3 separate regions of the Mus musculus genome follow, and all the other regions are linked to region 3. The links are chromatin loops, found by intact Hi-C in ENCODE. Cell type or tissue: heart. All regions are shown on one strand.

The links. Hi-C counts contacts between places; a loop is a spot of excess contacts. Peaks named below come from ENCODE experiments on the same cell type or tissue, not always from the same donor. Only the 100,000 strongest peaks of a DNase experiment are listed, where the experiment ranks them.
Region 1: it touches region 3 in a loop (3-fold over the local background); 4 of 42 quality-filtered maps call a loop at or near these places.
Region 2: a loop joins it to region 3, with 5 times the contacts of the local background. A loop is called at or near these places in 15 of 42 quality-filtered maps.

What each region holds. Positions count from the first base shown.
Region 1 is chr5:93,264,725-93,272,724 of GRCm38, reverse strand. It overlaps Ccng2 (cyclin G2), which reads right to left and starts at 5,152. Exons shown (of 8, transcript NM_007635.4): 1 at 4,928-5,152; 2 at 3,966-4,103; 3 at 3,323-3,460; 4 at 1,681-1,931; 5 at 1,446-1,524; 6 at 1,264-1,362. The coding sequence starts at 4,103. In heart, CTCF peaks have their summits at 4,177 and 5,207; DNase peaks (open chromatin) are centred at 4,214, 4,614, 5,184 and 5,584; H3K4me3 peaks cover 3,836 bases; H3K27ac peaks cover 3,323 bases.
Region 2 is chr5:92,432,044-92,440,043 of GRCm38, reverse strand. Nup54 (nucleoporin 54) reads left to right here and starts at 4,845. Exons shown (of 13, transcript NM_001359995.1): 1 at 4,845-5,040; 2 at 5,661-5,822. The coding sequence starts at 4,974. Gm42114 (a long non-coding RNA gene) reads right to left here and starts at 5,433. Exons shown (of 2, transcript XR_880431.3): 1 at 5,062-5,433; 2 at 3,975-4,451. In heart, a CTCF peak has its summit at 4,958; a DNase peak (open chromatin) is centred at 4,813; H3K4me3 peaks cover 2,269 bases; H3K27ac peaks cover 1,774 bases.
Region 3 is chr5:92,501,544-92,509,543 of GRCm38, reverse strand. Scarb2 (scavenger receptor class B, member 2) reads left to right here and starts at 3,887. Exons shown (of 12, transcript NM_007644.4): 1 at 3,887-4,352. The coding sequence starts at 4,236. In heart, CTCF peaks have their summits at 2,908 (motif pointing right), 3,816 and 6,011; DNase peaks (open chromatin) are centred at 3,093, 3,913, 4,683 and 5,893; H3K4me3 peaks cover 2,759 bases; H3K27ac peaks cover 2,288 bases.

The sequences.
Region 1 (8,000 bases), 760 kb before region 3:
CCCACTGTGTGGACTCCACTGACTTCCTGCTCACAATCCTCCCACCTCAGTCTTCTGAGTGATGCCATCACCTCTGACTTAAAAATGGATCCTTTCAAACCATTCTGGCCTCTATATTCCACTGAAGCTGGCCATATTTAGCTCTTTGTAACACAGCAACTAGCAGTCCCTACATATGTCCTCAATGATCTCCTTTGATTCTCATTAGCCCTTTCTTCAAAACTCAGGACAAACTCTATTGTTTTTAGGGTGTGTGTGTGTATGGGGGGGAGGGAGACAACTTTATGAAGTCAGTTCTCTCACTGTGGATTCTGGGTACTGAATTGAAATGGCTATCCATGTTTCCCTATTCACCTACATACTTGGCTTCTAGAGAGCTACCTTTTGAGTTGGATACACTTACCTTGTTTGTGACTGCAGCCTGGATATTCAACCTGCATGTCCAACCTAAAAATGACTTCCCCAACTTACTTAGCCTACCCATGTCTTAGCATAAGCCCTTGCAGTCCAAACCTTCATTCTCACAGATGATGGTCCAGGCTCCCAGTCAGCACACACATCCTGGATTGTCTACTTCTTTGCTAATAATCCCAAACTACTTCTCATATTCACCATTATCTAACACTAAGTCACAATATAACAAGCATACCGTTTCATGTTAAATTTTGCATTTCCTTAACTAGACTATTAGTTTAAGCAAGGAAAAGCACTGGGCTTTTGGTTTTGGTTTTCACAACTGCAAAAACTTACAGAAGTAGCCCACCTAAGGAGCTTTAAAAAAAAAACTGCTAATGACCTTTGGTAGTGCTACTGCGATGACTCAGCTCTACAGACACAGACATGAGGGGATTCCTCGATCACCTTGGTATAGCTAGTATACTTTCTGGTCCACAGCTAAGAACAGTCATTGGGGATATGCACCGCTCTCCTGCCTTTGGGCACGCCTAGCCAGGAGTGTACTTAGAGTATGTTGTAGTGCAGAGTTGAGGACTAGGACAGCTATCCTGTATAGGGCACATAGGGCACGAGTCCCCAGAACGAGCACCTGCATTCAGAAGGAAGCTGACCAAGTCAGAGTTTCTTCTGGACTAATACTGTCTGGGTCAAAAAATTCTAACACCTGACCTACAAGAGAAAAATAAACAAAGACATTGAAAATTTCATGAAGGATTGTATCGAGTAATTAAGACACCACAAGGAAGAAAAAAAAAGGTAACACAAGAAAAGACGATTGCTTAAAAAAACAAAAACAAAGATATTTACCTTCAAATGTTTTTTAACAAGCAAGAGAATTTCCAGCAGTTCCACGGATTTTATCGTTTCTATTTCCAAATTGAGAAGGCACAGAGCTAATACAGATGGCTACAAAAAAATAAACAAACATTAGGGAAAAAAATCAAAATAGAATCTTGTAAGACAGACCTGTAAACAAGAAAGAGACTCACTCTTGCTTTGGAGAAGACAACTCGGCAGTTGCAAGCTTTCAGCTGCGCTTCGAGTTTATCGAGGCTGAGAATCTCCTTCCTGTACAAAGCAAGGGGGGCTGTGGTGAACCCTTACAACAGTTCCTTCATTTCTAAGCACTCACATCCAAGTCGAAAGTCTGGACAGACTAAAACAACAATCTGTTGGCGGCAGCCACGCTGAAGGCCTGGGGTGACTCCGCTGAGCCCCACTCACCTTTCTGAAGTGTGACAAAATACAATCGCGTGGTACAAGTGCAAAAAGTTTAAGGCAGTGGTAGCTTCCAGCTCATAGTGCAGTTTCTCTGAGATGATTTTCTCCATGCGTTTAATGTCAGACGCTGTGCATTTACACTGACTGATGCGGATCACATCGTGCGTGGGGGGAACGTCACCTTCTTCTTCCGCCAGCCTGGCGGCCAGCAAAAAGCAGCAGACGCCAATGCAGGACAGGTGTTTCGGTTTCACCTAGAAAACAGAACACGAGGAACCAATCATACTTTGATTTGGCAACAAACGACGCTTGAAATAATGCCATGTTGCTTCTCTTAGATGCACTCACCTTTACCCACAATCATTTTACATTTCAGACCACCATAAACTCTTTAACAAGAAAAAAAAATGGCTATATAAGCATTTATTAAATTTAAATGCAAATTAAAAAAAATCCCAAAACTGGTTTAAAAGCTTGCTTTCTGGCACTGAAATATAGTTTGTATTTCTGACTTAGTAAAACTGAGAATAGTACATCTTCCCTCAAAAAAAAAAAAAAAAAAAAAAACTCTCTGAACACATACCACACACACTCTCCTGACTGGATGAAGGGAAACTATTCTGCATCTTCTCTTTTTGTATGAAACTCTACCATTATGTGATGTAATCTTGCCCAGGAAAAGCACCCCCACGAACCCTGCAGGGTGGAGGACATATGTACAGCTGCTGCTGCGGACAAATGGCTGCCCTTTTCTTCTCAGGGCCCTAAAAAGTGACCCAGCAGCTGACAGCGATCCTATTGGCCAGAGAATTTCCATGTTTTTAACGGTTGCTGCTGACTATTAATAAGACGGTGGCTGCCTGCTTTGAAGGGCCTTACAGAGAAGGGAGCAGATCAACGTTAGCATAATTTTATACTTCTTTGTCCTGCTTCAGTGTTAAAACCACGAAGGCTCCAAGGGAAACAGGATAACTAATGAAAATCTCTCTCTCTCACTCTCTCTCTCTCTCACACACACACACACACCACACACAGTATTTTATTTTTATAAAAAGTCTAGCTTCTTTCCTCTCACTCAGTTTGGGCACTTTTATAAATGAGCCTGTAACAGATATTACAGTATTTTTCACAAAGTGAATTTTAGTTAATTCTTCTTGACTCCCTGAACCCCTGGAAGCACGCACAGAGTACTTAAAGTATAGTGGCCTGCCTCTGTAATGTCTTACTAGAGGACATGTTTAAGAGGCACAGCAAAACCTTATTGAAGACGCAGAAATACAGTTTTCCAGTCTCTCTAGTATGAATGATCACAATTTGACTAATATAAGTTTATAATCAGGAGGCTTTATTACATTTCATTTGACAAATATTGAGCCCTGTATGTGTTAGAGACTGTGTTGGGCACTGGCCATTGGAAACATGTTGATTTGTCAGAAGTGGAAACACACACTTTTGACCCTAGCACTTGGGAGTGGGAGGCAGAAGCGAGCAGAACTCTGAGGTTGGAGGCCAGCCGAGTCTATAGAACTAGTTCCACAACAGTCAGAGCTACACAGAGAAACCGTGTATCAAAAGATAAAATAAAAATTAACAAAAAATAAAGATATAAAATATAATATGGATTTTATAAAAAGCAATTAAATACCTTCATAAGGGCCAAGAATCTATCCAAAATATTGACAGCCAGAACGAAAGTTTCAGTGCCAGATCCAAAGAAGTTAGTTAAACTTCTTAAATCTTCCACTTTGGCATTTCTCAGTCTTGAACACAAAGTGTTATCATTCTGAAATTAAAAACCAAGAATCAAAGTTTATTTTCTTAGAATGGAATAGAGGTGGTTCAAAACCTACTCTCCCTTTAGTTTTCCCCATTGTACACATGACCTCCTAAAGCTATCACACTACGTTCAGATAAATCACTACTTTTAAAATTTATCCAATACAGAACTTTAGCCAACTCAATATAACGTGAAGTGTTGCCCCACCCAAGGTAGTTACAGCAGAATGTGGGTTCCTTGATGAGGTTTTTCTGACACAATCTAAGATCCTATTAGAAATATTCTCTAGGAATTTCCCACCACCAGAAGAAACGCCTCTACAGTACACTTGGTATAACTTCCACATTCACTAAAAACAAAAGCAGAACCCTTTCACGTTTCACGTTTTTTCTTAGTACGGTGAGGCCAATTTTGGATTTAACTTTTTAGCCTTTGGTACTGATTTGGTACGAGGAAAACCAAAAAGTTACCTTCCCACCTTCCCCCAAGTCCTATCAATTCTCAAATTTACCTCCGGGGTAGCCTCCATCAAGATCAGCCCTTTTTCCCGAGGTTGGTATCTCTGTTCTTGTTCCAGGTAGAAGTTCAACAATCCGAAAAGCTGAACCCCTTCGCCACCTGCCAAGTGCTTGGCCCCCAAATCCTTCATCTGCAGCAAATACACCGCGGCCGGTTAAGAATATAATCCGGATACGTAGGGTGTGAGAGCAGAAGGAGCTGGCCGCGATCCCTCCAGCTAGGGGCGCCCCAGATCACGCAAGCCAGAACCGGGTGAGGGGGGGATCGGTCACGTCCGCCAGCCTCAGGGGAATCCTCCCCTAAAGACATGGAGGCGTGGCATGGGGGGGCAGTATCTCGGTCACCTCCGCTGGCCAGGGCTAGTTCTGATCAGCTCTGTGGCCGACAGCGTTTGACGTACAGGAAAAGTGTCCAAGAAGCGTAATGTCCCCTACTGTCCGCATCACCTGGACAGCACAGCAGGGACTTCTAACTAGACTCTAGGCCCTAGAGGAAAGCGGGGGACCGGAAGACTGAAGCCACCGAAGCGGGTTCTGGGGCGGGGCGTTGCACAATAGGAGAGAAGGGAGGGGGAGTCTCGAGACTGAACAAAGAACTGGAAGGAGGCGGCTTCGGAGCCCCGCCCCGGGAGCCCGTCGCGGAGCCCACCTCCAAGCTACCCCCGCAGCTTCTGCAGCTTTGACGAGCCCCGCAACTCGAGACAGGGCGGCCCAGTAGCTTGGGGGATGCTGGGGAGACAGTGGGGAGTCCAGTACGCCCGCAGCGAGCAGTAGCCTAATACTTGGGCTCAGTAACGGTGCGAAGCCCCGGGGCTGTCAACCCACCGTATAGCCTCAGAACACCCTGGAGCCCCTGTCAGTCCCTCAGCTGCGGCTGGGGGACTCCACCATCAAAGCAAACCGCGATCCAGACCCGGAGCCACCAAACCCAGAGCCACCCGGGAGGCCCACTCACCGTGTCGGCCCCGGCGTCACGGACCGGCGCGGCGGGGGCGTCCGGACCCGTCTCCGAGCTCAGGGACCAGCCTCCTCAGCGGCACCCCGAGACCCGCATCCGACCTCCCCGCCGCCGCCCGGCCTCACAGCCCCGGCTGCATCTTGCTCCTCAGCGGGGCTCAGCGCCCGCCCTGCACCGCCACCTCCTCCCGGCTCCGCCGCAGCCTCCGGAGCTGAGCAAACCCCTTGTTTTTGTTTTGAGTCTGCGACGCCCCCAAGGGGCGGGGCGCGTGACTGCGCGCGGAGGGATCCTCGCTCGCTCGCCCAGTGGATCTGAGAAAAAGAGTCCCTGCTCCGAGCCTCAGTTCCCAGCCTCTCTTGGCCCCTTCTGTTCCTCTTGGCCTTGCGGAGCCAGGATCTATGGTAGGGAGTGGAATCTGGATTCCAGCCTCATTTCAGAATGGAACCGGAAGGGAGCAAAGATGAGCGAGCCGATCGGAGAGCGGAAGGAGACAGTTTCTGGACGCCTCACACCTTTTAAAGGTCCCCCGATTTGTTTTGTTTTCGCTGTTTTGAAAAGTCCGCCCAAAGTAGCGGGCTCCCTGATTGGACAAGGGTGGGGCAAGCCGACTGCTGAGGACTTGATTTAATCTCGAATCTGGATTGGCTGGCCGACTGGCTGTTGCGTCCTCTGATTGGCTCTCAATATATCCCGACTCTCTTATCTTCTTCCGGGGCCTTAGCAACTCTGGGGTCTGGATTGCGCATGCTTGGGTGGGTGGCATTTGTGGTGCTCGGTTACGTGCCGGGGTCCACAGCTGCCTAGGAACTCTAGCTCAGTCTAGGCGAGGCCCGAGGCTGTCGCCTCTGGTCACACCCCGAAAATCCGAGGTCACATAACTCTGTAACAGCGTTTCCAGGAGTGCAGAAGGGCGTCCTGAACTTCTTAGTTGTACCACCGGTGTATTTTGCAATAAACAGTCAAGCTCTTAACATTCCAAGATGCTTACCGAGATAATTTTTTTTTAATCGATCTGACTCAGGAAAGAAAAAAAGCTAAATTCAACTAGTTGGTTACACAGCTGACTTGTTGAAGTTGGGCGGTGGGTAGTAGAGACTGCATTACAGAATTGTGAGTGCATTTGTGTGCCTTGAAATTTTTTTTCCATAATAAAAAGTTCAAAGGAGGGACCTTTCAATAAAAACTGCAGATTGATGAGGGTATATAGATATCTAATAAGTGTGCTTCTAGAGGTTATGGTTGTACTGTTTGCTTTTGGTTTTAATGAAGGCTCCCACAGCCTCTTGGTTCTTGATCGCCCATAAATTATCATTTATTGTCTATTATAATTAACGTTGTTATTAAGCTGACACCTCTCCTAAGGCAGAGCAAAAACCAAACCAACTAGATGCCTTAGGCAGGGCTAACTTTCACACGGAGTGGAGTATCTGTCGGGAGGCAGGAAAATTCCCTAGATTGTTTTGGTTTTGTTTGTTTGTTTTACTTTCTATTCCCTCAGATCTCTGCCTCCTAACAAACATGCAAATCGGTAACTTAGAGCCTTCATGAATTCTAAACAGCTAGCCTCTCCGAAATGAATTTTTTACTCTTGGGTGTGTTTTCTGTGAGTCACTTTGGAGCTTATAAACTACTAGAGGGCACCTAGTACCGCTTTAACAGCTGAAGAGTTACTCAAATAGATGGCTTTGTGTATTAGCTGGAAAGAGACTCAGACATCTGTTTGGAGCACAGAGCAGCAGAGGAAGAGAACACCAAAGGGCTAGCTAGCATTCCAGTTTCAGAGGGGTGTGGCCTTCTTGGTTTTAGAACATAAAATATTAGCATACCACTTAAATGATTTACAGGTTATATAATTTTATTCGAGGTGTGGTTGATCTTTTAAGCATTATTTAAATTATTACGTTAGTGACGTACATCTGGATGAAAGTCCATGCTTGTAAACTCGCACAGCAATTGGCGACTCGATGAGAGAATGGAGCTATGATTAAAGTTCAGACATATCTTGCAACAGGGGAAAAGCCCAGCTAACAGGGTCAGTGGTGAGAAAGAAACAACTGATGAGAGAAGTTTAGGAGCCGAACAAGAAGACTGGGGAGAGCTTTGTGTTCCAATGGCCAAAGGTAGAAAAGGAGCCAGGGCTATAAAATAAGTGATGTGAAAGAGGAAGTGTAAAAGAATGTGGCAGGAGATTTTATAAATAACATACTGTATGAGACAGAAAGGAAGAGAGCCAGCCAAGTGTGACGGCTGCAAACCCTGCACTTGGAAGGCTAAGGCAGGGGCATTGCGGTGAGTACAAGGATAGCCTAGGCTACAGAGTGAGACCTTGTCAGAAGGGGGAGAAGAGAAAGAAAAAAGAAAGCTTGAAGAAACCATCCTTTTCTTAGCCCTCTAGAGGGTATGAAGTTATACAAAACATACGCTGATTTTTACACGATGTGAATAGTCCTGCAAAGTGGGATGCTTTATACTGGTGAATTCGCTGACTTTCCACTTCCATCCATTTAACACTTTAATATGGAAAGACAGCAGCCCTTTAAAATACTAGCCCCAAATTACATCCTCTCCCCACTGCAAACTTTTAATGATTTTCCAGGAAGTGAGATTGCTCCGATTTTCTCTCTTTGCTCTCCCTCTCTTCTCTCTTCTTCTCTCTTCTCTTCTTCTCTCTTCTTCTCTCTTCTCTCTTTTCTCTCTCCCTCCCCCTCCCCCTCCCTCTCCCTGAAGTCTTTCTGCAGACTGGCCTTGTCCTTATCTCCTCAGCTAGCTGCACCAGACCTGTAGGTGCTGTTTATTAAAACAAGACATTCTTCCTGTGCTGAATCCATTAAGCTCATCTTGGGCTTTTCTGAGCAATTCTTGAAGACCACGTTCCTAGACAATCACCCATATAAAATAAGGGAATCAAAACTCTTTCAGCACTCAAAAAAGATAGAGGGAATTCCCTTTATTATGTGATACTGGGTGGGTCTTCTTCAGCACAGTGATAGGGGCGTGGCAGTGAGCAAGAGGAACTTGGTTAGGAAAACTGACCCAGTGAAGGATGTACTAATAAACTTGCTCAGGACAT
Region 2 (8,000 bases), 70 kb after region 3:
CCACACTGCAGTTTCTATGTTGTACCTCTATGCTCACAACAGTGTGTTTGAATAAAAAGTACCTACTTGATGCCACATGCTATACATGTCAAAGAGGAGCATGGAGATTATAGTTTAGTGGGGAAAGGAGTGACTGCATAGACATACAGGCAAGGGGATTCAGCCATCACTTACAATGATGGCATACAGATCTGAGACTGACTAGGGGCTGGCCTTGGGATGGAGGGAGTAGGAAGAGCCAGGAAGGAGCAGGAGGGAACAGGTTTACTACAATTGGGAGTTTGACTGAGAATGACCCTGTAGGCCCATATGTTTGGATGGCTGGTTCTCAGCGGACTGTTTAAGAAGGGTTCAGAAGTGTGGCCTTGTTGGAATAGGTATGTTAGAGGGGGGTAGGTTTTGAGGTTTAAAAAGTTCATTCCAGGCCCAGCCTGTCTCTGTTTCTCCCTGTGCTCTGTCTCTACACCACCACCCCCCAGCCACTCTTCCAACTCTCTCTGCTTGCTGCTGCCTGGGGCTCAGCTGCAAACTCTCAGCTACTACTCCTCTGTCATGCCTGCCTGCCAGAATGATAATAGATGAACCCTTAGAAATGGTGAGGGTCTCTTTATTAAACGCTTCCTAATGTAGGTTGCTTTGGTCAGGGTCTCTTCAAAGTAATACAAAAGTAACTAACCCACTACACAGGACCAGGGTATTTGGCTGGGATTCAGGAAAGAAAGACCAATGGGCAGTGAGACTAGGAAGGAAGCAGGGGCCGTGTTATGTCAGGGCTTCTCAGGCCATGTTCAGGATTTGGGTGTTTTGCCTTATATCAAGATCAATCGGAAATGATTGGAGGTTTTCAATAGACATGCCCGGGAAGGTGGGTAGACACCATGCTTGATTAGGAAGATCCTTGCTAGCTACAGGGTGAAGAATGAATTAAGAGAGCTGACATAAACTGTGGGCTCAATTAAGAGGCTGGCTCGGTCCATACTTCAGTTTTACTTTTTTGGGAGAGTTGGGTTTTTTTAAGGTTTTTACTTGGTGAGTTCTTAACATTTATATGCCAACTCTTCTATGGAGTTTTTCATTTCTGACAACATATTTAAACATATAGCACTTTTTTTTTAAAACAGAGAAACCATGGTGCAGTGTGCATCTTTAGCATACAGGGAGTAGACAGTGACCCACCATTTACCCGTATCTACTTGAGCAGCAACCAGGGAGTTTCCTTGTGTTCTTGAAGCAGTGAAGCTATGTAGTTTATTTATCACCTCTCTCTGAAGTTTGTTCTCCCAACATCACATGCCGGAGCTACAGTCGAGCCTTTGTTATCTCTTCATTATGGAACCCTTCAGTACCCCTAACAGCCCTGCTTCCCACAGATATGCAGGCCCCCTTCAATTTCCCCATGGTAACCAGAGGGATCTCGTGAAAATTAATTTGCGTAGGTGTTGTGTGGGTGGAACCGTCGGATGGGTCCGGAACAAGAGTGGGGTCCAAACCCCAGAGATCTTGTTCTGAGATTGGCTGGAGCAGGGTCACTCTCTCTACCCCTGCCCCCGGCCTGTGTGTCCCGGTGTGTATACGTCTGTGCTCTGCCCTTTGCCCCACTCCCTGGTAGCCAGGTTACACTTCCTCTCTCCTTATAAGGTCATGTCCACCAGCACCTGGAATTCCTCCTTACAAAAATGGGGTGTCCCCAGGACCCTCGACCCCAACAATGATGTACAGTCACCCCAATAGTCCCTACTCAACCATCAAAGGTTAAATAGCTTTCTCCCCCAGCCCCATTAAACTCCCTGTCTCACTGAAGCAGTCCCATCACAATCACATGCTGCCTGAGGTCTTCATCCCTGGTTGTTCCTGCCCACCCCATCCCCCTTGTGGCCAGCCCCACCCCCACCAGGATCTACCAGTTGTTATTGTGGGTCCTTCGCATGCTACAGGCAGAGGCAGGAAAGCAGAGCCTGACAGATAGGTAGGATTGGCTGGAGAGATGGCTCAGCAATTAAGAATAAGTACTTGCAGAGGACCCACGTTCAGTTCCCATCACATCACCCACACCATGGGGCTCACAGCTTCCTATAACTCCAGCTCCTGTGATCCAATACCCTCTTCTCTGGATTCTGAGACTATCCCACTCACACAGGCACATACCCGCACATGCGTGTAAATAGAGACAAAATAAATCTAAGCATTTTAAAATCATCTTGGGGGGTGGAGCTGAGGAGACAATTTTGTAACAACATTTGCTATATGTACTGGCTAGTTTTGTGTCAACTTGACACAGGCTGGAGTTAACACAGAGAAAGGAGCTTCAGTTGAGGAAATGCCTCCATGAGATCCTACTGTAAGGCATTTTCTCAATTAGTGATCAAGGGGGAAAGGCCCCTTTGTGGGTGGTGCCATCTCTGGGCTGGTAGTCTTGGGTTCTATAATAGAGCAGGCTGAGCAAGCCAGGGGAGGCAAGCTAGTAAAGAACATCCCTCCATGGCCTCTGTATCAGCTCCTGCTTCCTGACCTGCTTGAGTTCCAGTCCTGACTTCCTTGGTGATGAACAGCAGTATGGAAGTGTAAGCCGAATAAACCCTTTCCTCCCCAACTTGCTTCTTGGTCATGAAGTTTGTGCAGGAATAGAAACCCTCTAAGACACTATATAAGCATAAGGACTGAGTTTAGATCCCATATAAAAAGCTGGGTGCACCCATGCATGTCTAACAATTGTGCTGGCTGGTACCATCTGGAAGATCCCTGGGACCTAGTGATGGCAAAGCCACAAGCTCTGGGTTCAATGGGAGATGCTGTATCAAAGGACTAAGGTGAAGAGGAATAGAATACCAGATGTCCTCCTGTGGCCTCCACATACATGCACGAGCATGCACACCTGCACACAGGTACACACATGCATACACCACATTCACACACACAATCGTTTGAGATACTTCCACTGTGTATCCTAGGCTGGCCTCCAACTTAATCCTGCTCATGCCTCCTGGGTACCGAGATTACAGACATGCACAAACATGCATGCTTGTCTCTAACAACTAAATTCTGATCATAAGATGCTTTGGTCTAAAGCTTCTTCAAAGGTTTTCTTACTGCTATCAAGAATGTATGAAATCCTGACCATAATCTATAGGGAAACAGATTTTTGTTTTGTTTTGTTTTGAGACATTGTTTCTCTGTATAGCCCTGGCTGTCCTGGAACTCACTTTGTAGACCAGGCTGGCCTGGAACTCAGAAATCCGCCTGCCTCTGCCTCCCGAGTGCTGGGATTAAAAGCGTGTGCCACCACGCCCGGCAGGGAAACAGAATGTAATGGTAATTTTTTTAAAAGGTGGGGCCAGAGAGACTGCTCAGTCAGTACAGTGCTTGCTGTTAATGTTTGAGGATATGAGTTTAATCTTCATCACCCATATTTAAAATTAAACAAACGCTGAGCACAGTGGCATTCATGTATAACCATAACACTGGGCAGGCAGAATCAGGAGTCCCCTGGGGCTTGCTGGCTGGACAGTCTTGCCAAATAAGCGATGAGATCTAGATTTATTGAGAGACCTTGTATTAGAAATTAAGAGTAAATTAGGAAGACACCCATGTCAATCTCTGGCCTTCAGGCACGTGTGCACATATGTGTGTATACACTCTTCCCACACATGCATGTGCTCTCTCTCTCTCTCTCACACACACACAAAATGGGGCAAAGAGGTTCCTGAGAAAACTAAAATTAGATCTACCACATGACCCAGCTATGTCTATAAGGACTCCAAGTTAGTCTATCACATAGATGTATATCAATCTCTACTGAAGCATTAGTCACAATTGTTAACAAACCTAGTTGCCTAACAACAGAGGGATGGATCAGAAACAGAGGATGGTATATACTCAAAAGAGTTTTCAGCCCTAAGAAGGAAGTTATGTTGTCATTTGCACAAAACTGAATATCACTGGAGATAAACATTATTAAGTGAATTAAGCCAGTCACAGAAGGAAAAAAATTCATTTATGATTCCTAGGTTTAATTAAACACATAAATCATATGACATGGAAAATGAAGTAAAATTACTAGGGAACTAATGGGAGAGACAGGGAGAAGACAGAAAATTTAGGAGTAGGAATATATATTCAAAATACAACATAAACTTGTATCAAGATGTCCTAATGTAACACAGTGCCATGTACAATAAATATTTTTAAAAGGAGAAAAGAATCGGGGCTAAGTAGAGAAAAACCAGCGAAGTGACTTTGGGGATGCTGCTTTGCAACTCTAATCCTCAGTCCTCCTGTCTCGTCTGTGCCAATTAGTCAACGACAGAAATCTTCTCTGTGTAGTTGAGGATTAAATGTTCCCCAGAAGTGCGATGCAGGGCACAGATTTTACCAGTTAGTGGGCCCATTTGCTTCATCGAGGTCAGCCCTTCTTCTTGGTCAATGACAATAGTAGTAAACTGTCTGAAACGCAGCTGGGGGTTTAAAAAAATATGCAAAAACAATTACTAGCGTGCATTCCACATAGCTAACACACGTGTTACCACCATCGCCATCATCTTTCCATCACTCTCGAATGCCTCTTTCTCAACTGCTTTATCTACTCAAACCTCCTTTCCTCCGGGAAGGACCGCTCCTCAGAGGTAAGGGCAGTACTTTCACGCGGTCCCTGCACACTGTCACTTCTCTAAAGTGGCTTCAGAGAGCCACCATACAACACCCCATGTCCAACTTCTCATCACTTCCCCTTTGTGGTGACGCCCCACACCACGTGAAAGCCACAAACACACCCCCGGAAGTGATCGGTGGTAGGCGTTCCCGTTCGATCATCCCACCCACTCCATCCTTGCTTGGTTCCTGCCTGCTCCGCTTAGACCGGGAAGGAGGCGGAACTAATGGTACGGACCGCCTGACGGTTCCCAGCCGGACAGAAGAGCGGAGGGCACTGGGCGTCGCGCCGCGCGAGCCCGGGGCCATCTAAGTGCTGCTCCCGCGACATGGCTTTCAATTTTGGGGCTCCTTCGGGCACTTCGGGCACCTCTACAGCCACCGCGGCACCGGCGGGTGAGTCAGCCCTGGGCCTACCTTCTTCCTCCAAGGAACCAAAGCCTCGGGCCCGCCCCCTCGATCCGATCGGTCCGGCTGGGGGGTCCCGGGGTTGCCCTGGCACTCGGGACACCTTGGAGTCATTTGGAGAGGGCGGTGGCGGTGGTGGCGGCGGCGGTGGCGGTGGGAGGGCCGCGGGCTGCTCAGGCTCAGCCTGGGGCTCGCACAGCACGCTCAACCCGCGTGGCTCGGCCGCCGCGGTGCTTCCCGCCATTGGGGTGTCCGCCCAGGAGAGGCCGGAGGCTACGCCCCTCTCATTTCCCGGGACCCCGCGTCCCCTCGTCCGTCTCAGCCTCAAGGTCCAGACGGGTAAAGTTGGAGCCAGGCTGCCCGCAGCTCCCTCTGTCCCCTCCCCAGCCCGGGGGGGGGGGATGCTCGGCCCCCGCCCGTGCTGCCCTTCGCTCCTTCTGTCTGTCCGCACCTTGGCTTTCTTCCCCTGATCCGGTGCAGGTCAGGTTTGTTCACGCTGTGAAACCTCTTGCTGATTCTTGTAATTCTTACCTTTCTTTCTTCTCCTTTTCTCTTTCCCTCCTCTCACCTTTTCAAATTTTTGTTTCTCTTGCCTCCACGACTATCAGGATTTGGTGGGCTTGAGACTGCCAACTCCACCGCCGGTGGGTTTAATTTTGGGGGTTTCGGATTAACCGCTAACCCTGCAGTGAACTTTAATATTGGGAATTTCGGTGTTTCTACTACCTCGGCGACTCCGTTCAATTTTGGTAACAGTCTGGCGAGTGCAGGTAGATACTGGGGTCATGTGTGTAACGAGTATGGGGGCTGGAGTCCAAGAATGTTCCGATGTCCCTAGAGTTTGGGGGAAGAAATGGCACTTGTCTAATAAAGAAAGGGGTTTATTTCCTAAGATCAAATCAAATATATTTAAAGTTTTGGCTGCTTTAAAAGATGTGGGTTTTGGAAAGCCTTAAAGAATTAGAATGCACCTTGGTTGGATTTTCATTTAATGATACAGAGCACAGCTTCCAAATGATAAGTTGGGAACCGAATATTTTTTAAAACATTAGCTTTAGCAGAAGGTAAGCGTTTCCCTGGGATTCTTGGACTCCTGCAGTCATTTTTCATTTTTTAATACATATTTCATTGGGATTTCATCTTATTGTCCTTGTGTTTCCAAGAGAAACAAGTCTTATACGAACAGCAGCGACCTGTCTTGTTTTTCAAACTGTAACGATGTTTTTCTAGCATTAACTCAATATATTAGGATGTATTTCTATATATAATTGTAGAAAGAATCCCGGATTCTTTGCTGGGTTTTTGGGAAATTTTCCATGAGTAGTTTTAATTTACCAATTAACACTGAGTTCTAAAAAGTAGGCTCGGCATCTTTTACTTTCAAAAAGAGGATGATGAAGGTTTTTGGTTTTTTGGTTTTTTTAATCTGTGGCTTGTTTGAAGATCACTGAAATTTTTCAGAACACAAATTAATGGATGTGTACGACCCAATTTAAGTTAGGCTTATGTGAGCTCGACATCCGTATGACTCTTAGAAAACTCTCCATCCTCAGCTGCTCGTATATGAATGTACTGTCCATAGTTTATGTTCCGTCAAGCCACTGCTGCCCGTGCCAATTATATGCATTTGGTAAGCCTTACTTCTAAACTTACTGGGAAAGTTGGGGATTTTGTCCATTTACTGGGTTTTACATTGTTGATGTCACCTTATCCTCTCAGTTAAAAATAGTGAAAAATACTTGGAAATTCCAAAGATAAAGGGACTCATTAAGAAATATTAGAAGCCGCACCCACCACCCCTGGGGTGTTTACCTTTCCTAGTTTGCTTAAAATTGGCACTGGGCAAAACAAACCTTATTTTGAAATTTATGTTTCAGAATAAAGCAAACCATATAGTTTAACAGCAACGAATAAACCTGTTTGTATTTGCTTGATTTCATGTCCATTTGGCGTTGTCGCTGTTACTTTGAATTGTACAAATACAAGTGTGTTTTGACTATTTTCAAATATGTTAATTAACTCAGCCTTCAGGAGAGAGCTTTAAAAAATTACATTTTTTGTATCCATATAGGACTACTATTACTAATAAGAGTGTTTTTGATAATCTGAAACATGACAAGATACTGACTAGCATTTTTAGTGTGTAGCCAATTCGAATAACATAGTTATTATTTGAAAGTAGGAAGTTAAAAGGGCTCTATAGACAGTATTTATTTTAGAGGTTATGTCAAAATGTTTGGCTGGCAGTATTTTGATAGAATCTATAAATTAACATGTGTTCAGTTGCCTATTTAATAATTTTTAAAATCTGAATTGTATTGCTAAGAGTACAGGGTAGTGGTAGACTACTTGCCTGCCTTGTATGAGCAAGGTCCTGGATTTAATACCAGTGCCACAAAATTGATTGAAGCTAATTCATTTCTTTTTCTTTAGAATGGCATCTCACTGTGTAGTTCAGGGTCATTTAGAAACTGTAAGCCTGCCTTAGTGTCTCTCTCTATGAGATTGCAGGCGTATACCAAGACATCCATCTCATTGCAATCTTGAAGAGGCTCTCTTATTACAAGAAATATATGAGGTTCAAGTTAGAATCTCTGAAAACTTGGAGTGTAACTCAGCATTTAGAGTTCAAGTGTTTTTTTTTTTTTTGAGAGTTTTTGGCAGCATATTTATAACTAGATAACTGCTGCCAATACTTTAAATTAGGTTGTCATTTCATTCTGTTTTTACATTGTTAAGATATACCAAGATTGATTTTCTTTTTTTTTTTTTTTAAATAGATTTAGTTAAAAATAGAACCTGTCAGGTTGCCACAGTGTGACGCAGGCCCATGGTAGCTGAGGCTACCTTCTTTGCCATTTCTCCACTTATTTTTTTTTTTTTTCCTTCCTTCAAGAAAGACATTCTTTCGGGAGGCAAAGGCAGGTGGATTTCTGAGTTCGAGGCCA
Region 3 (8,000 bases):
CACCATTTCTGCCTAACCATCTCTTCTTGGAGTCTGGGGAGAAAATTCTTCACTTCTGAGTCCTGAATTGTGGGACATCAAGAAGCACTAGTGGTTATTCATTCTTAAGTGTCCTTGTTCTCCTTGGATACAGTTTTCTGATTTTATGTATGGAGAAGTCACGTCAGCCTGCTCATCAAAGGGTGCTAACCTTGACCCAAGCACCTGCCTTTCCTGGGGCCATTTGCTTGCATGCCTAGAGACGAGGGTGGTGCCCCATCTGCAGGTGACGTGATTCTATGGCAATTAAAATAATAGCTTCATTAGTGGTACAGGCAAATCCATTGACCAGAAATGAGGAAGTCCCAAGGAGTATTGAGAAACTGATTCGAACCTGGCCAAAAGTTCACTGCCACATGGAAAATAAGGAACCAAACAGAAGGGCATTCAGGCCAGGTTGTGCCGGCACTGGTGTAAGACGGAAATCACCGTTATTTCGGGAACACATGTTGCTTTTAAAAACCTGCTGCTATCTTCTGTAACTAGGATATTCTTCTTCTGTCATTGTGCTCAGTATATTTTAAAAAATGCTGGTCTGGTCAGCTGTGCTAAGAGGAAGTAAGTTTTTTGTTTTTTTGGTTTTTTTTTTTTTTTTTTGTCTAGCCAGAGATTTAAAGGGGAAGTAGACAGAAGAAATAGCAAAAGAGCCTCACTGGGGAGGGAAACAGAGGACAGGACACTAAGATGCTCTCAAAGCTGCCTCTATCTCCCTATCTACACAGTCTGTCGCTATTCCAGTGACTCAAATAGAGACAAGAAGGGACCTCAAGCGTATGACACCATTGTGTACAGCTGTGATCACAACACTGGGAAAACCGAGACAGGAAGATCAGGACTCTGAGCCCGGCTGGGGCTACACAGTAAGAGCATCTCAAACACCAAACACAAACAAAGCAAGGTGGACCTTAATGTTCTAGGTGTGGTGGCCCATAACTGTGATCCCAGTTCCCAGGAGACTAAGATGGAGTGGGGTTGGGGGTAGGATAGCTACAGTAAATTCAAGACCACCAGCTGACACGTCAGCATGGATGGGAGGAATCTTACAAGGTCCTAACCCTAGACAAAGAGCTAAAGGCAATTAATGACTGACGAGAGTCATTAGTTTCCCAGGGATGATGGCACTAAATGGTTATCTACTACCATGTGGTCAGTCCTATAAGCAATGTTAAATGGACTCTGGGTTGTGTTTATATGGTTATTCACATATATGTGATAGTAATTTTAAAAGGCCATGACTTTGGGGAGGGGTGCAGGAGGGGTTAAGAGAGGAGAGTGAGAGAAATGATATAATATTACACACATTTATGAACTTGAAGAAGGTGCTGTGCTGGAATTAGGGATCAGGGCTGGAATGGGTGGTAGCTGTCTATGGAGTTTGTACTCCAGGATGAACCAGCCAATGGTATTTGATTTAGAAGTCAGAGGTGGGGACAGGAGTCCAGTGAGCAACCTGTGAGTGACAAGCATCGAAGGTTACTTAGAAAAGCCTTTTCCTAGTTAACGAATGAAAAGATACTGGGATTGCAGCAAAAGCCCAACCCCTGCTTGAAAATGGGGGCCTAGCATGTCCCCTGAAACAGACTGGGACACCGGGCAGAGCAGCTGATAGGCAGAGGCAGGAGCTTCAGAAGTTCCAGGTCATCCTTCTACATTTGAGTTCCAGGCCAGCCCAGGATACAGGAGACTGTCTCTTTCAAAAAAGACAGAGAATCCGAAGCAGCTGTCATATTCTATTGGTCTAACAAATCACTATAGCCATTATAAATCAAAGGTTTAGCTGGGCAGTGGTGGCGCACGCCTTTAATCCTAGCACTTGGGAGGCAGAGGCAGGTGGATTTTTGAGTTTGAGGCCAGCCTGGTCTACAGAGTGAGTTCCAGGACAGCCAGGACTACACAGAGAAATCCTGTCTGGAAAAAAGAAAAGAAAAGAAAAGAAAAGAAAAGAAAAGAAAAGAAAAGGCCCTGGGTTTGATTCCCCAGCACATCAGAAACCCATGTTGTCAGCACTGGACAAGTAGAAGCAAGATCACAAGGTCATCATCTTCCTACATAGCAACATGGAGGCTAGGCTACACGAAGCTCTGTGTTAAAATTGAAAAAATCGATAAAGGGAAAAAAAAACCAGCAGAGTAAAATAAAATCTAAAAGAAAATGTGAGAGAGAGAGAGAGAGAGAGAGAGAGAGAGAGAGAGAGAGAGAGAGAAGAGGTATGTGCATGGAACCTACACGCATCTATCCTTATTCTTTAGTTTAGGTCACTTACAATCCTTAATACAAAGTAATAACATGGACACCACCACTGTTTGGAAATTATGACGAGGAGAAGAAGAAGAAGAAGAAGAAGAAGAAGAAGAAGAAGAAGAAGAAGAAGAAGAAGAAGAAGAAGAGGAGGAGGAGGAGGAGGAGGAGGAGGAGGAGGAGGAGGAGGAGGAGGAGGAGGAGGAGGAGGAAGGAGGAGGAGGAGAGGGAGAGGGAGAGGGAGAGGGAGAGGGAGAGGAGAGAGAGAAATCTGTGCAGGTGCAATTGTCCTGAGTCTAACTAACTATGTAGTACACCAGCAACAGTGTAACTTTCATCTAAATTCATTTTTTTCATTGCACATACCTCCCCCCCCCCATTTTCTTTTAGATTTTATTTTACTCTGCTGGGTTTTTTCCTTTATCTATTTTTTCAATTTTAAGACAGAGCTTCTTTTGTGTGCTTCTATTTTGCTTGTTTTCTTTCCTCTTTTGAGACAAGGTCTCCCTCTATGGTACAGGCTGCCTCCAGTGTCACGATTATTTGAGTGTTTTCCATCCTGGTGGGCTGACTCCTTAATGATAAGGACACTGGCCTGGCCAAGAAAATGTCAGTTCAGATCTTCCCCTGCAGATGGCATTAGTGACTGATGAGCCTCTCAGCTGTTGAACACGACTGAAATCTATCCCAAGCTGGTAAAGACTAACTTCTCAAGGTTGCTCCCAGTCCGCTGATTAAGCACAACAGGGATATTTAAGGCAGGTCTACATCTGAGATATGTCAGAATTTGGGGACATGCCAGTTTGCCTCAAGGACTACTCTCTCCCCACGGCTTTGCTGAACTTGTAGGTATTACTTTGCACCCAGCTTCCCTACTTGCCTTTTCCCATTAACGAAATCACACCCCACCCCCCACATCCCAACTCCAGTTCCTCTTACAACCTGTACAGCACTTCTTTCTGCTTCATAATAGGGCTGCCGCGTGTTTGTGTGTCTGTATGTGTGTGCCAGTCACGGAACTAACCCTTATTCAACTGATGATGACAAAATAGACAACAAACACCTGCTCTACTTGACTTGCTTCTCTGTTAACGCCCTTTATCAGGACACAGAGCCTTTCAAAATCTGATCTCCGAGGGCTTGGCACCACAAACCCTACAGCATAAGGCCTAGACTACTCAACAGTTAACTCCCTTGCCTTCAGTCTGCGGAGGCAAACGCCTCCTCCTCACTTTCTTGAGGACACACTCTGACTTATTCCTGAAGACCCAGTTCAACCCAACAAGGCTCTGCAGGTACAAATCAGGCACAAGTCAGCAGGCACCTTGTAAAAGCATTAGTTACATTGTACTTAAATCTTCCAAGGAACTCGGGAGATCCTCTGGAGTAAGGGAAACCGCGCGTCCAGCCGGGGTTCCCCATGCTTGGCCCACCGTGGGCCCTCAGCAGAGATCTGAAGGAGAAAGAAAGCGGCAGAGCGAATGGGGAAGGGCGATTTCAGTTCCCTGGATGACCGCGCCGCCTGCAGGGAGAGGATGCAGGCGCAACCCCGCCGAATCGCAGGGGCCGCTGCAGGGCACATGACTGAAGGCCTCCGCCCGGCCCCTCCCGCTTCCCGGCGCAGTCGCCAGCCGTCACCATCACCGCCGCCGCGGCTTGCTGGCGAGCCCCACCAGCCCGCGTCACCGCTCTGCGCGCTCCCTGCACCTCCCTGGCTGCAGCAGCCGGAGAAAACGAAAGCCAGGCGGCCCCGGCACTCGCGATCGCACCGGCTCTGCTGCTCATTCCGGTATCTACTCCAGGGCTGTGCGCACTGCGCGGGCAGCGGCTGAACACGCACGGAGAAGGTGCGGGAGCCGCAGGGGCCCCGGGCTTTGGGCGGCTGCTGCTCGGCCTTGGCGGAGGCTTGTTCCAGCTCGCCGTTCGGTCCCAGGCCTGGCCGGTGAGCTGCGCGCAGTATGGGCAGATGCTGCTTCTACACGGCGGGGACGCTGTCTCTGCTGCTGCTGGTGACCAGCGTCACGCTGCTAGTGGCTCGAGTCTTTCAGAAGGCGGTAGACCAGACGATCGAGAAGGTGAGGCAGGCTAGTGTGTGTGTGTGTGTGTGTGTGTGTGTGTGTGTGTGGTGTCTTTCTAGGCCACCCTCCCATTGCGGACCCTGTGTGGGGAGAGTTGCGTTGGCGCCGAGCCTGCAGAACACAGCTCTTGTTTGCCTCCCCGGGTTGGCAGGATGTGGAGACTTGAGGTGACTCTTCCTTTTAAATAACCTGTAAGTCTACAGATCTCGACTTTGTAGAAAAGCCTTGCGTTTCCGTTCTATCCTTAGCAATTCTCCACACCCCTCTACGCACCCGGTCTATGTTGAGCCCTGTTTCCCTCGCACTTGACAAAGAAATAGAAATGCGTAAAAGCACCGCAGAAGAGGCTGGCTTTGTAGGCTTGCCCGCGCAGCCTTTGAAACGGAGTGAGCCTGGGGATGAGAAGTGGGTGAGAGGTCTATTGTGTTCTCCTTCCTGGGCTGGACAGGGTAGGGTAGGGTAGGGCAGGGCAGGGCAGGGCAGGGCAGGGCAGAGCAGATGGCAAACAGTCTAGGCTTTAGGAATGGGTGACATTTTATCCATTGCAGTTAGTGCTTAGCGGCTCTGTGTCTCGCAGACAGCCCTGTCTCTGTTTCATACTTGTGCTCATCAGCCATTACTTGGGTAATTAACGAATTTGGACCTGTCTCCCAGGGTGTTTGATGGGGCCTGAAAACTGGTCATGTGGAAGACTTCTCCATCCTGGGGCCACCCTGGTCACTTTTTTCTTTTACCCTTTCACCCACATTCACCAGGCACGGTGGAAAGAGGAACTGGAGAGAGTTACTAGGGTCACCTTTTCCTTTAAAAATAAAGAGCTAAACAAATGAGTCACTGGGGTAGCCTTTCTCATTAGCATCATTCTTATGCATAATGTCTCGCTGATCTCTGTTGCTGTCTCCCAGGTACAAAAGCTTAGGCTTGAGAGTCTGCTTGGAGTCACTGTATTCCAGATTAATAAAATTAGTTGCCTTATTCCAAATGCCAATAGATGATGTCCCTAAATAGAGATTCGCAGTAGTAACCAGTTACTTGGAGTCTGGCAATTAAAGATTTTTTTTTTAAGTGTCAAGGCAAAGCCTTATTCAAGCCTTAATGAGATGGCATTGCCAAGAGAAGACCAAGCCTACTGTGTGAGCTTCTCAAAGACCATTGTTGCCCTGATTGTGTGTGTTCAAGGAGAAAAACAAGCCCTTTAAACTCTTGCTTTGGTAGCGTGAGTAAGGAATACAACAGTCAGAATATGATTTGTGGATCCACTTGTGTGTGTGAGTGTGTGTGTGTGTGTGTGTGTGTGTGTGTGCATGTGTCTGGGTGTTTTTGGGGCGGGGGGATCTGGTAAGATAAAGGTTTCTCCTAGCACCTCAGCCATAAACACCGATTCTTGTGAATTCGTTTTTATTCAGGGAGGGGTATCTATCTGGGAAGTAGCGTCCCAGGACCTGAGTTTCTGTTGGCCACAAGTGCTTTTCTTCCTGGGAAGAAACTGACTGATAAGTTATAGCACAACACCAGACTTACAGAACTGCCGGGCCTGAGCTGCAGAGCGGGTGCACCACGGGATGTCTGATAGGAAGGAAATAGATTCATTTCAGCAGATGGAATGGGGATGCTGTAAGTGAACCTGAGGCTACCAGTGTGCACTTTCCTCGGAAACCAGTAGGGTCATCCCAAACAGAGAGAAAGACCAAGAGGACTTTACAGATGAGAAGGGCAGGGAATGAATGTTGGCTCCATGCTCCTGATGAGAAGCCCGGGACTACTTGTGGGATCTTTTCGTTTTCCTTTTGAGATAGAGTGTCATTATGTAGCCCAGGCTGGTCCTTGAACACACAGCTCTTGTCTCAGACTCCCAGGTGCTAGGATTGATCACAAGCATGTACCATGACACCTGGTTCTATCATCTTTTTCCAAGGAAAAGAGTATGCTTTCCCTCCTGGGCTATTGTCAGTGTTTAATGATATGATCGCCACTTTGTTTTTATTAGAAGCCAGTGAGTCTGAGAGCAGGAATCAGACATCTTGTGTTCAGATCCTAAATATACCACTCTGCAGCTTCAACTTTGAGCAAGTTACTTAACTTCTCTAAGCCCCGATTTCTTTTCTTGTGAAAGTGGGAATGGGAAGTGTGATCCGCCATCTTAGCCACTCAGTTGTGTTTCTATGAAGCTCCTGGGCTTTAAGCTTTGGGTCTCATGCTCACACAAGCCTTTCCAAAGCCCTGTGTTTAATTTTATGCCCAAGTTTTCCCTCCTACAAAGGCCCCTTCAAATCACAGAAGCTTCAGGATCCATAAAACCTGTATCTGTGGGCTAAGCATAAACTTCACACTTACGACGGCACACAGGACTGGGTGATCAGTTTGTGACATCCATCATTATTTCCAGTAGTAGCCAGTAGTAGTTCTATGGGGTAGTTCATTCATAGGTTGACTTTAATATGATCCACATTGTGATATAATCTACGCCAATACTGCCAGTTCTCACTGTTTTCCTCTGAAGATTGTCCGTGCCTCAACTTGTGTAACATCAAAAATGGGTGGGGGGGGGGAAGGTTAACGTTCTGAAGCTCAGGTTCGGCCAATTTCGGGGAAGTTTGGTAAGATAATTGCTATGCAAATTGATCCCAGAGATAATTTAGTAAAATAAAGTGCTTGCCACACAAGCCCAGGGACCTGAGATTAGATCCCCTGAACCTGCATAAGAAGCTGGATGAGGCAGCATGCACGCGTGACCCCAGCACTCTGGAGGCAGAGACAGGAGGATCTCTGGGACCTCTGGCCAGCAAGCCTGCCAATGGCGAGTTCTAGAGTCAGCGAAAGACCCTATCTCAAATAAATAAACAAGCAAATAAATGAGATGTGGTTGACACTCAGCATTGACCTCTGGAGTCCACATGCATGTGGACACGTGCACATGTAGTCACACATATAGCCACATCACCCATATGCACACGTCAAAAACAATAACAGAAAGGAAGAAAGAAAACACAGCTCTAGATTGACAAAGTGGGCTGAAGCGACACTTTTATTTTGGCAGGTAAGTATAGTGGCCGGAGTGGTTTTTGGAACCAAATGTCTCAGCTGCCTGCTACTTGCCATGACCAAAATTTAGACACAAGCATTGGTAGGAAGTAATCAAGTTTATTCAAAGTCAGCCTTGAAGATATTAGCAGGGCTAGCTTCCCAACTGTCTGCCTTGGGGTTATTTATGGGAGATGTGAGGTATAGAAGGGAAATCGAGGCTACAGCTGGGCAGGGTCTTAGAAGGCAGAACTTCATGATGATAGATCTTGGATTTTTCTCTTTTTTTTTTTCTTTTTCTTTTTCTTTTTCTTTTTCTTTTTCTTTTTTTTTTCTTTTTTCTTTTCTTTTTTTTTTTTTTTTTTTTTTTTTTGAGACAGGGTCTCACTCTGTAGCCCTGGATGGCCTGGAACTCATAGAGATCCGCCTTGGCCTCCCACGTGTTGGCATTAAATGCAGGCCACCACCCAGGCTGGATCTTGGATCTTGATTCCTGCTGCTTGCTAATCTAAAGAAATATCTAGCAGTTCATCATCTTAACCATGCAGATGGATGCCAAATTAGAGTCTCCTGGGAAGAGAGGACCCTCAGCATAGACAGGGTCTCCATCAGATTGGCCTTTGA